3 separate regions of the Homo sapiens genome follow, and all the other regions are linked to region 2. Evidence: chromatin contacts called from ENCODE Hi-C data. All regions are on one chromosome and are shown on one strand. The core of a region is the stretch at or near the end of the contact, and the rest is flanking DNA. Distances in the headings are between cores, read along the strand shown. Region 1 has its middle 110 kb from the start of ITGB8-AS1. Region 2 has its middle 21 kb from the start of GIRGL. Region 3 overlaps ITGB8 (integrin subunit beta 8).

Region 1 (3,939 bases), core at 976-3,475, 200 kb after region 2:
CTTGTGCAAGATGGTGATTAACACAAAATAAGTCAAAATAAATGTTGATTTACTTTCAAAAAATTAGATTAATTTATACAGTGAGGTATATTTTGAATCAAAATAAAACTTTTTTTTTTTTACATTTTACCAAAAAAATTGTCATATTCTCTATCGCATAAAGCCATCTAACACCTTCCATAATTTTCTGCTGTCCTGGTAATTCAAGCCACTCTTTGTTTAATGAAAATGGATGTTGGATACTTGAAACTCTCAGAAATAAAAATGCTCTTCAAAATGCAATTTGCTACTATTTGGGGCAATGAATGCTATACTTTCACCTTGAAGTTTGCTCATTAAGCACAGACAGAATTTGTGCCCCAGAATTATTCAGGTATTCATAATTACACAAATACTCTAAAAACTTAAATGTTATGTCAAACTTCTATGTCCTTTTATTTATGAGGCAACTCTCCTACAGTTTGGTTTCCTTTTGTCAAATGAAGAATTTGGCTCGCTTTTCTCTGTGGTTACTGGAAGTTATCTTCTAAACCCTTAAAACTGCCAGAGTGTTAGGAGTGTCTCTGATATTCACGGTGGGCCTCTGGGACCACACCTGTGCTTATACTAATGAGGTAACTCCTGGTAGGTTCTTTAATAGTTTATGCTAATTCAGTGATTCACAGTGATGGTCAAGCCAGATGTAAAGAAAGACCAACTACATGAATAGAGACTTGAGGTTTTAAGCTAGGTGATACCAGTCCATCCTCTGGGAAGGAGAGCGGGGTTAGAGATTGAGTTCAACCACATGGCCAATGATTCAATCAATCAAGCGTGCATAATGAAATCCCAGGGGAAACTCTGGACACCAAAATTTGGATGAACTTTCCTGGTTGGTGATAAGTATTGTTACACATTGATGTGCTGGAAGGTAACACGAGCTGACTCCTTCTGTACAGGACAACTGAGGCTTTGTGTTTAGGACTATCTCAGACCTTGCCCTATGCATCTTTCCTATTGGCTGCTTCTGATTGGTATGTCTTTTGCTATAATAGAACTATAATCATAAGCATAATACTTTCCTAAGTTCTGTGAGTCATTCTAGCAAATTATCACACTGGAAGGGGTAATGAGAACCCCTGAATTTGGAGCCAGATGGTCAGAAGCGAGGATGACCTAGGGTCCCCTGAACTTTCAGCTGGTGTCTGTGATGTGGGCAGTCGTAGGGGACTATGCCCTTAACCTGTGATGTTTGACCACGTTACTGTCAGAACCCACTGCAGTCCTAATGCAATGCAGGCAATGATACCATGTCCTAATAACATTCTTCTAAGTTTTTTTAATCTTTTATTTTTTGCTTTCCATTCTCTACTTAGTGATTTTATAGGCAAACTGGGAGAATGAGATAGGGCTTTTAAAAAATATAATTGGGTCAACACTTTTATTACCACTTCCTCCTGTTACCTTCCTAGGGGCTGGGGTGACGTTCTTGCATCAGGATTCATTTCTGCAAGCTACATTCCAGAACAACATCTTAACTTTGCTAAGTAATTATCTTAATCTCCCAAGTTTGTTTGTTTGTTTTTAAATACTTTACTTCTAAAAGCAGCCACATTTCTTAGGATCATTATCAGAGTAAACTGATTTAAAAAGCAAATTTTTTCTTATGATTTAGCTCTTTGCTAACTTAAATTATTAGATCAGTTCTATTTTATGGAGAAACAATCTATAGAATCACTCCAACTCTTTTCTCTGCTAGGATACTCAGACATTACCCAGGTAAGTGTGCTGGTTATCATGGTCTCTGAGGTCTACATTGAATACCATATGAGGACTTCTGGCAGCAAACAGTTTGCTGTTAATGAGTAGTGCACCAGATTAAATGTGCCTTAGGCTATGTAAACTGTTCTCTTATCAAAGGATTTAGTGTTCTCAAGGAAGACCTGCATTGTAAGGGGGGAAAAAAGATCTCAGAATTTCCCTCACCATTATCAAGAAAGTTCATGTTTCTGATTTTACTTTATGAAATTAAATTTCAAATGAGGAAACAAGATCAAAGAATACAAATGTCTTTGATAGGGGATTAAGAAGCAGTCTATTGGATACATAAGCACACCCAATACTTCCCCTACTCCAGCCACAACACAGTACCGAAATCTTTGTTTTCTCCTTGTTAAAAAGGGTGAACCTATGAGATTTATGTAAATGAACTGAACAGTATCAAGAAATATTTCTATCTAATCCTCACGCTATTTTTGTGCCTGGTAATTTTGGTTACAAGGGTTTGAAAAATGAGGAACTGACACAGTCATACCCACTTTATAAAAGCAACACAGCATTCTGCTTCATTTCTCACGAGATACACGGCTTGAATTGGTGCAGAATCGAAATCACGACGAGGGTTATTTACAGGCAACTGTCTAAGAGGGAGAAGATGTGGAAGATTGACTCAGCCATGGACCATCTGCCTCTTGAGTTTCCCATTTTACAGCTAGCATTTTTTTTCCTCCCAATTTGTTAGGCAAGAGGCAAATTTAAAGAAAAAGACAAATGCACTCACACCCTTTTTCTGTCTGGGTTTTACTTCAAGCAGTCATAAGCATACCCCAATGGCAGGCCACTGGAGAAAGAACAACCAGGATGTCCAGTATCAGGGCACATCTACCTCCCTTTAGTGCAAGGAATTTCTACATGCCCAAAGTAAACCCAACTCTCTGGGGCTTAGTGGGGTGTTTTTTTTTTTTTGGTGTTCTGAAAAGATTATACTCCTATTTATTTGGTTTGTTTGCCTTCATTGAAATCCTGCCTTCTCCCTCAGACTTGAGGTACCAATAAAATAATGGTACAATATACATAAAAAGAGCATCTGGACAAACAGGTATGCCAATAGACAGCCTAGGCCGCATGTGTGAATAAGTAGATCATATGAGCCATCTGAGCTTCTTTAGCTGGGTTTCTTATCTTCCAGGAAAAATAAAAGGGGGCTAGTGATACAGAAGGGCTGGGCTTCCAGCCAAACCTCACCCTTAAGCCTGGAACTGCAGCCCTAAGTGAAAACGGCTAATCCCGTTTTTCCGCCCAAATATTGCCTTTTTGGCCCAACCTGCCGCTATCCTGTGCTCATTAAAGACTTCAGCTAGCAGAGTAATACAAGTGGCTGAGCGACAAGCAGAGAAGCAACTGAGTGTTGGAGACTACAGATAGGCATGGCTAACCTCAGATAGTGTGTCTTCGCAGAGGAGCCTGGCCAGAGACAGCCAGGCTTCAGGGAAAGATTACCTTCCCATCCCTTTTCCAGCCTCTCTTTCCACTGAGAGCCAGCCACTGCTCAATGATGTCTTCCACATTCATCACCTTTCAACAGTGAGTGTGACTGATTCTTCCTGGATGCTGGACAAGAGCCCAGGTGTCTAGAGGGCAGGGGCTGCCCCCTTGACCCTCTACTGAGCTGATTGGCACTTAGCTGTCCCTGGATGGCAGAGCTGAAAGAGCATTGGTTGTAAGACGCTTGGATGCTGCTGCTGCAGTGCCCGCATAGAGCCTGCTCCCTCCAGAGAGGAGTGACCAGCCAGTTCCAGCATTTGTTCGCTCTGGTTCCTACAGTTGCTCACTCACACACTCCCTCCCGCAAGGAGTGGCCAGCGACAGGCTGAGTGGAATAAGCCACTCCAGGTGCTGCCCACAAAGGGGTCAAGGGAACTAACCCGTCTCATCTGCTGGCTCACCCAGGTTATGTCAGACAAGTGAGCTCATATGGAAATGTCTCTCTTTTGGGTGAAAGGAACGTTGGTTTTGTGGCTCTGTTTCCCTTCACAGAGGTCTAGCTGTTGACTAGGACCAGAATATGGTGCTGAGGAACCGAAGGAATCTGGCTGAGGCTACTCCTCAGTGTTGTTGGAAGGTCCCAAGACTGAACTCTGTCCCCGACCACCCTAACAGGCATCGGCCAAGACCCTCAGA
Region 2 (3,465 bases), core at 933-3,432:
TTCCCCAGTAGTTTCTTAGGAGCAGGAACCCTAGCTTTTTCACCATGGCATCCCCACTGTCTAGAATTCTACCTGCCATAAAGTAGACACTCAATAAATATTTGCTGGATGAGTGAAGTAGGTGGGACATGTAAGATTTGCCAGATAGGGGAAACCTGTGCATGGGTGAATGTAGAGGAGAGATTCAAAGTTTAATGCTCATGTAAGGCTTCTTGTTAAAATACAAGAAGGGACAGGACATAAAGGGATTTGTAGATTGTGATGAGGACTGTCTGTTTTCTCTAGGTGGAGAGAAACCACTGATGATTAAGTAGGAAAGGAATATAATTAGTTTCCTGGTAGAAGGTCATTCTCATGATTATGTAGAGGAAGCATTAAAGAAAAATGAGACTAGTTTGAAATCCACTGAAGTGACTAAACCAGCACATTTGCAGTGAGGAAGGAGAAGAGGTGACTGATAAAAACCATTTTTAATAGGAAGGGCCTAAGGACATGAAGAGACCTGAGGCAGGGAGGTGGTGGGGGTGGGTGGGAGGTGGGAACAGACTGGGTTGACTCCTGCATAATATAAGTACTTAATAGTTGAGTTTTCTAAATGCTAAAGGAGCCGATAGTGCTAAATGAAAGGGTAAGTGTGGAAAAAAAAAAAGAAAACAGAGGGATAGTTGTGGCAATGAAGACATCATCAGCGACATTCCAGAGCAGAGGTGGGGGTAGGTTTCATGAGCTACCAACAATAATGAAAAGTGGTGGCTGTCGGTGTCTGCTTCTCTTCACCTTCAGCTCCATCCTGTATAACAAAGGGACTTGGATAGACAGACACATGTGCACACTAAGGCACACAGAACAAAGCTCTGTCCACTCCCCTCCTAGAAACCTTTCCCTGGCCACCACTCAAGCTGGAGAAGTATGAATACCACCAGTAGCAAGACACACCTTGAGAGACAGCCCAAGGAATTTTTTGGGAGCAAGACTGGAGTACATTGGACAGAGAATTTCAGAGTCTTGGGTTCCTGAAGAAGGGGATATCATGGGTTCTGGGTGGTAAACCCTCATGGCCTTTCAGATTCCCTGACCAGTGTGAAGAAGTAGAGCTAGAGGAAAACCATAACCCTGGGTCCAGAGCAGAAGCCACTTCTGCCTGGGTCTAAAGGCAGGACTGATTGCAGGAGAAACCCTAGCATTTATATCCTGTCATCCTGAAACCCCACAGTAAGAAAAGTAAGAACTCTTACTCTCCAGAAGTCCCAATCAATTCTGATTACTTCTCATTAGCTCTAAGTGGTCACAAAACAATCTCATTGTGGGCACCAATCACCATGGTCAGAAGGAATGTTATGCAGTATTTGACTTAATGTGGTTATACGCAGTAGCCTGGGGGAAGGGTATGCAGCCCCTGGTCTGAAAAGGGAGGAGGGGTAGATCCCCAGGGAGGTAAGGAGAAAGGATGCTGAGGGGCAATGACTCTTACATGTGCTACTACAGGTAGAAATGAAGCCAGATTGCAGAGCGTTCTGGAGGGAATATCTGAAGCAGCACATGTAAGTCAGGCCATAACAGAAAGGAAAAATATAATTAGAGCAAGGAAACAGGGGCAAGGTATGATGATAGCCTTGCCAGATAGGGGAAACCTGTGCATGTGTGAATGTAGAGGAGAGATTCAAAGTTCAATGTGCGTGTAAGGCTTCTTTGTTAAAATGCAGATTTGGATTCAGCAAGTCTGGTGGCGGGGGCTTGAAATTCCACATGTCTAACAAGCTCCTAGGTGATGCTGCTGGTTCATGACCCTCCCCTTGAGAAGCAAGAATATAGAGAATTAGACAGCAGAGAAAGAATGAGATTGGAGACGTGCCCCCGCAAAAAGAAAAAAAAAGAGATGAAACTAATGATGCTTAGACAGTGCTCCTCTTTGGTCGCATGTGATAAGCCCCTTCCCCAGCAGAGAAGCACAGCCAACATTGAGGAATAACGCAGGGACATTCCAATGTTCTTTTAAGAATCCTAGAAGAATATTCTAAACAAGCTTTCGTCAAGCATGGGCATGGAACAGGAATCCTAAGCCCATTACCTTCTTGTCCTTCCCATGCTGACAGATCCCCTGAAGCGTTCATGTGACAGCTACGCCCACGCCCAGGCTACACGGCATAGAACTTGGATAAGCAGCTGGAAGTTGCTCTGCCATAACAGTCTTAGAGAGAACGTAACTTCCGTGTGTGTGTGTTGGATTAGTTCAACAGTCTAGCAGATAACCACAAAGTTTCAGTCACATTGTTAGTGGTTCCCTCATGACTTATTTTTTAATCAGTTGTATACATAATGAAACTGAGTGAATTAGGGCTTCACACGGTCTTCTTTCTATAAATCAGAAATCTGAAAACCATGTAAATTTGCCAAGTAATGAGGTGTCACCACCTTAGAGTAACAATACTAAAAAAGTACCTCATTAAAATGAGGAAGTAATCATTAGTAAAAATTTATTTCTGCAGTCCTTGACCTGAAACAAAAATTATGTCACATTTTCCATAGATATTGACATCAGCAATGACTTTTCTGAAACATTAAGTGGAGCACTGTCATGAATAACATTTTCAATAAAACTTTTTAATTGAAATTTCAAAATACTTTTAAAAACACATTCAACATCCCCAGTGCCTCAATTTACTGCTGGAAAATAGCATGTTTTTATAAGTATAGGTTGTGTATCCTAAAATTTTTTTCCTTACTATATTATCCTATAGAGTTATTAATTCTCTGGAAATAAAATTTGTCTCATGAGATCTCAAAAACCTGCTAAAATTTGAGTATTTTTTTTTCCTTTACCTCCTCATGGCTCTTCAGTACATTTTATTCTCATTCTACTGTTGTGGAAACAGAAAAGTATAACAGAAATCACAGGATTAGATCTCTGAAAACTTGATTCATTATTGGCTCTGCAAATGAGTTTTTTGTTCTTCTTAATCTATATTGAGTCACTAAACCCACCTCCTTCTATTCCTTCTACTTCTAATGGCAATCCTTCCATTTTCTTTGCCTGGGCTTTCTTGACTAGCTTTTTCTATGATTTTATTTTATTATTTAAAATGTTTTATTTTTAATTTTCGTGGGTACATGATATGTGTATATTTTGGGAGGTACATGAGATGTTTTGATATAGGCATGCAATGTATAACAATATCAGAGTTAAATGGGGTATCCATCCCCTCAGGCATTTATACTTTGTGTTACAAATATCCAATTATACTTTTTAAATTATTTTTAAATGTACAAATAAATTATTATTGACTAGAGTCACCCTGTTGTGCTATCAAATACTAGGCCTTATTCATTCTTTCTATTATTTTTGTAACCATTAACCATCTCCACCTCCCTCTCTCTCCCACTATCCTTCCCAGTCTCTGGTAACCATCCTTCCAGTCTGTTTTTCATTATTTTCTGCTTCTCATCTTTCCTTGTCACATTAGATAC
Region 3 (3,726 bases), core at 1,109-3,608, 150 kb after region 2:
TATACATGCATACATATTTGCAGTTCAATACTTGTTACTGAATTTCACCTTAGAATGTGATTGCCACTAACGTGTCTCTATTTCTGAATATTAAATTATCTGTCAGTTACACCATTTGGAGTCCAGTGTTAATCTAAAGAGGTGCTGTTCACTCTTTGTTAGTTAGTTGAATTCAGCTCTCTTCATCTTTTTAAGTTACAGGTTTTTATGGGACTTTTGTCTATAAAATATTTTAATACATGGATATTGATGTTATGTTTTCAAAAATTTAAATGTCTTCAGTAAAACCATAGTCCTTCCCAGGTACATTTTTATGTAAGTCATACAGTTTTCTTCATATTAGATGTTTGAATAGGATGGAGCTATGAAATTTCATTCCCTTATTTATTTTATTATTCATTACAGGAACACCCCTCACTAGGCCAACTTTCAGAGAAATTAATAGACAACAACATTAATGTCATCTTTGCAGTTCAAGGAAAACAATTTCATTGGTATAAGGTATGTTAACTCTGAAAATGTTAAAATTAAATTTTTTTCATTGGTAATTGAAATTAAGACATTTCTTTAGAACCACAGATAAGGATTCTGGAATTATTATACTTTGTACAATCTAAATTCTATATTGTATTACTAAAGTATCCTTTACAATGTCTTAACTTAGCATTTAAGCATAAATTCTATTTAGGTTTGTAACATCTAGAACCAAATCTGAGAACTGAGAATTGTATTGGATACACTTGAGTCCAGCCTGATGCTTAGGGTGGTCTCAAATGTGACAATGGTGGAGAAGACTTATCAGGCAAAAAGTAGTTCACAATCCGTCTTTGCATCTTGCATGTCTAGAGTGCTTCTTCTTATTCTGGTACATGAGCATATCCTCATAATAGGTTAAAATTAGAGAATATCAGCTTAATTCTAAATAGCACTGACACACCTAGCTTTGGTCTAGGTCATTCAATAACGGACCAAAAGGGGCCATCGAAGTGTCTGAGCCAGTCAAAGCCTTCACACATAAGAATAATCTTGGTGGTGTCTGGAGTCTTTTGGGCCAGGTGAGACCCTCAAGCAAAATAGACAGCAACTGTGTCACACTGGAGGTGCCATGGACCCCCCAGCATAGAACTGTTCCTCTGCAACCCTGTTATAGCTTTCTTTTCACAATCTTTAAGGCTCTTTCTTCCTAGAAACTCTCTTGTTCTCATTTTCATGAAGCTATGACACCCTAATTTTCATTGTGCATCTCTGTTTACTTGGTCTCCCTCATCTCCTTTGCTATCTTTGTTTCTCCCATCTGCTCCCTAATTATACATTTCCCCTCAGTGGCCAGTCCCCAGTGCCCTCTACTTATTTTTAAAAACTGCAGAGAAATTACATTTTCTTGGCTTCAATAAATACTTGAACCCATTTCCATTTGCCACAAGCTGGTGTTCCCCCTACCAGTTTCCCTATTACCTACCTACCTTATCTGAAAGCACTACTTTAATCGTAACACTTCTTCCTTTAGAAATCTATGGTGAAGCTTTATTTATTTATTTAGGGTAAATGTATGGAGTACAAGTGCAAGTTTGTTACATGTGTAGATTGTGTAGTGGTGAAGTCAGGGCTTTCAGGGTGTCTGTCACTCGAATAGCACACATTGTACCCATTAAGTGATTTCTCATCATCCACCCCACTCCCAGGCCCTCACCCTTCCAAGTCTCCATTATCTATCATTCTACATCATGTATACACATTATTTAGCTCCCACTTATGGGTGAGAACATGTGCTATTTTTCTTTCTGTGTCTGACTTAGTGAAACTTTATTTAATTCCTTGTTTACCCAAATGTATATACCATGGAACCACTTTTTAAGGTAACAACAAACTAACATCTGCAGAAGTAGGACTCTGGCCAAAATTAAATGGCCCAAACCACTTTATTAGCAATCGTAACAGCTTCCACTTATTGTACACTTAACTATTGTCAGGCATTGAGTTTGTAAATACTTATTAATCTAATCCTCTTAGCAACTCATAAAAATGAGGACAGTCATCTTAATATGCCCATTTTAAAGATGAGGAATCATATTTTGGGAGGCTAAATATTTGCCCAAGGGTTTCTAACAACCCAAATCCTCTGCTCTTAACCTCTAAGCTTAATAGTTTACTTTGAAATACCATGCAGCTTTTTATAGCTTTTGCTTCCTCTTTGCTGTTTCTCTAACATTATTTCTTGGCAGCATTATTGGCTCTAGCAGTTTCTTCCTATTCCTTTAAAAATTTGCCATTAACTGATAAACCATAAAACCAGGTTTATTATTAACTAAATTATGCACAAAGTCAGAATCAACTGGCTCCAAAGCCTGGGAAGCTCCGGTGTGAGCCCCATGCATGCCCCTGTAGTCACCTCCTTTGACTGCCTAGAGATCTTTTTTATCAATCACCTTTCACCTGGGTTCTAACAACCTCATGGCTGATAATCCATCCTCCATCTGGCTGCCAGAGTGATCTATTGAAATCACAAGTGTGACCACAGTACTCCCTTGAGTAAAAGTTTCAGCGGTGCCCTCTGAATTAGAGGACCAAATCTCTAAGGTGGCACATGAGGCCATGTCTCTGCTTGCCTTTCTGGCCTCATTGCCCCACTGTTCCTTGCCTTGCAGGGATGCTTCTCATCCCTCCAGCCATGCTTCTAATCCTCCTGTGCACAAACACTCAGCCAGGCTGATTCTCTCCTCTGTGCCTTTGTTCTTGCTGCCCACCCTCGCTTCTCATGTCTGGAAGCCCTTCTCCCTCATTACTTTATTAACTCTTACTCATACTTTAAGGCATGGCTTATAAGTCATCTCCTCCAGAAAACAGTCCTTGGCAACCTTCCCCAGCTCTCAAATGCTGGCCAGGTATCCCTTTCATTAGGGTCTGTGCACATCTCTATTGTTTCACGTGTTCACATGTACAGTGTTTAGTGAAGAAATTGTCATTTATATGCTTGTGAGATCCTTAAGGGTGGAAACTATGTGACCTAGTGATTTGGCATCTCCAAAGTGTATAAAGTAGGAGCTCAATAAAAGTCTAATAAATGAATTTTTAAAATCTATAAATGATACATTTTTCCTTATGACTTGAGATGCCAAGTTGTTAGTGTCTAAGTAATGGCTGGCATCCAGCAGGAACTTAAGGATATTTGTGAATAGGATAAAATGCAAGAATAAATGGATTTCAAAACTTTTTACCATCTGATTTCCTATAAGTACGTGCCCTTTAGTCAGATTGGCTTTTTTCTATTTTTGCTTCATCTTCGATTCATGCAGACCTTTAAAGCCTTTGCTCATTCTCCCTAAAAATACCTACGGTCTTCTCCATAATAAGCAGCATGCATCAAGAACACATACCCCATGAAGTTTCCACTTGTGACTATGATTTTTCCTAACTAAAGAAGTTTTGGGAAATGCTGCATTAAATAATGTTAAATCATTTCTAGATTGCAGGCCTACTCTGAAACTTTTAATTTGCAAATGTGCATTTTATGTTTCTAAGTGGAAGAAACCATATGCAGAACTTCCCAAGCTCATTTGCCCTCAAAACTTTTGTATGTTTAAAATCTCTTGGGCTTTACATTCCATGGAAGAAATTTGGGAGATGCTCATCTGCATTTCGATTGGATTTTTAGGTCATCAGGTACAGTGATTCCGGATGCACACACAGTCATGCACATGTACAGACACACACAACCACTACATGGGT

What was found. Hi-C counts contacts between places; a loop is a spot of excess contacts on that map. Pooled maps may share reads with other maps.
Region 1: a pooled map shows a loop between it and region 2 (5-fold over the local background). The contact joins two enhancer-like sites. A Hi-C loop is called at or near these places in 5 of 37 single-sample maps with no recorded cell type and 4 of 50 pooled maps.
Region 3: a loop to region 2 is called in a map with no recorded cell type, with 2.8 times the contacts of the local background. The contact joins two enhancer-like sites. A Hi-C loop is called at or near these places in 2 of 37 single-sample maps with no recorded cell type and 6 of 50 pooled maps.

What each region holds. Positions count from the first base shown.
Region 1 is chr7:20,436,591-20,440,529 of GRCh38, forward strand. No RefSeq gene overlaps it. Among named protein-coding and RNA genes, the nearest start is that of ITGB8-AS1, 110 kb to the left of the region's middle. Within about 2 kb of position 2,226, at least 2 of the 41 ENCODE cell types and tissues checked have a DNase peak (open chromatin) inside an H3K27ac peak, as active enhancers do.
Region 2 is chr7:20,236,674-20,240,138 of GRCh38, forward strand. No RefSeq gene overlaps it. Among named protein-coding and RNA genes, the nearest start is that of GIRGL, 21 kb to the left of the region's middle. Within about 2 kb of position 2,183, at least 5 of the 41 ENCODE cell types and tissues checked have a DNase peak (open chromatin) inside an H3K27ac peak, as active enhancers do.
Region 3 is chr7:20,390,998-20,394,723 of GRCh38, forward strand. ITGB8 (integrin subunit beta 8) reads left to right here. Exons shown (of 14, transcript NM_002214.3): 7 at 406-501. Among named protein-coding and RNA genes, the nearest start is that of ITGB8-AS1, 61 kb to the left of the region's middle. Within about 2 kb of position 2,359, at least 2 of the 41 ENCODE cell types and tissues checked have a DNase peak (open chromatin) inside an H3K27ac peak, as active enhancers do.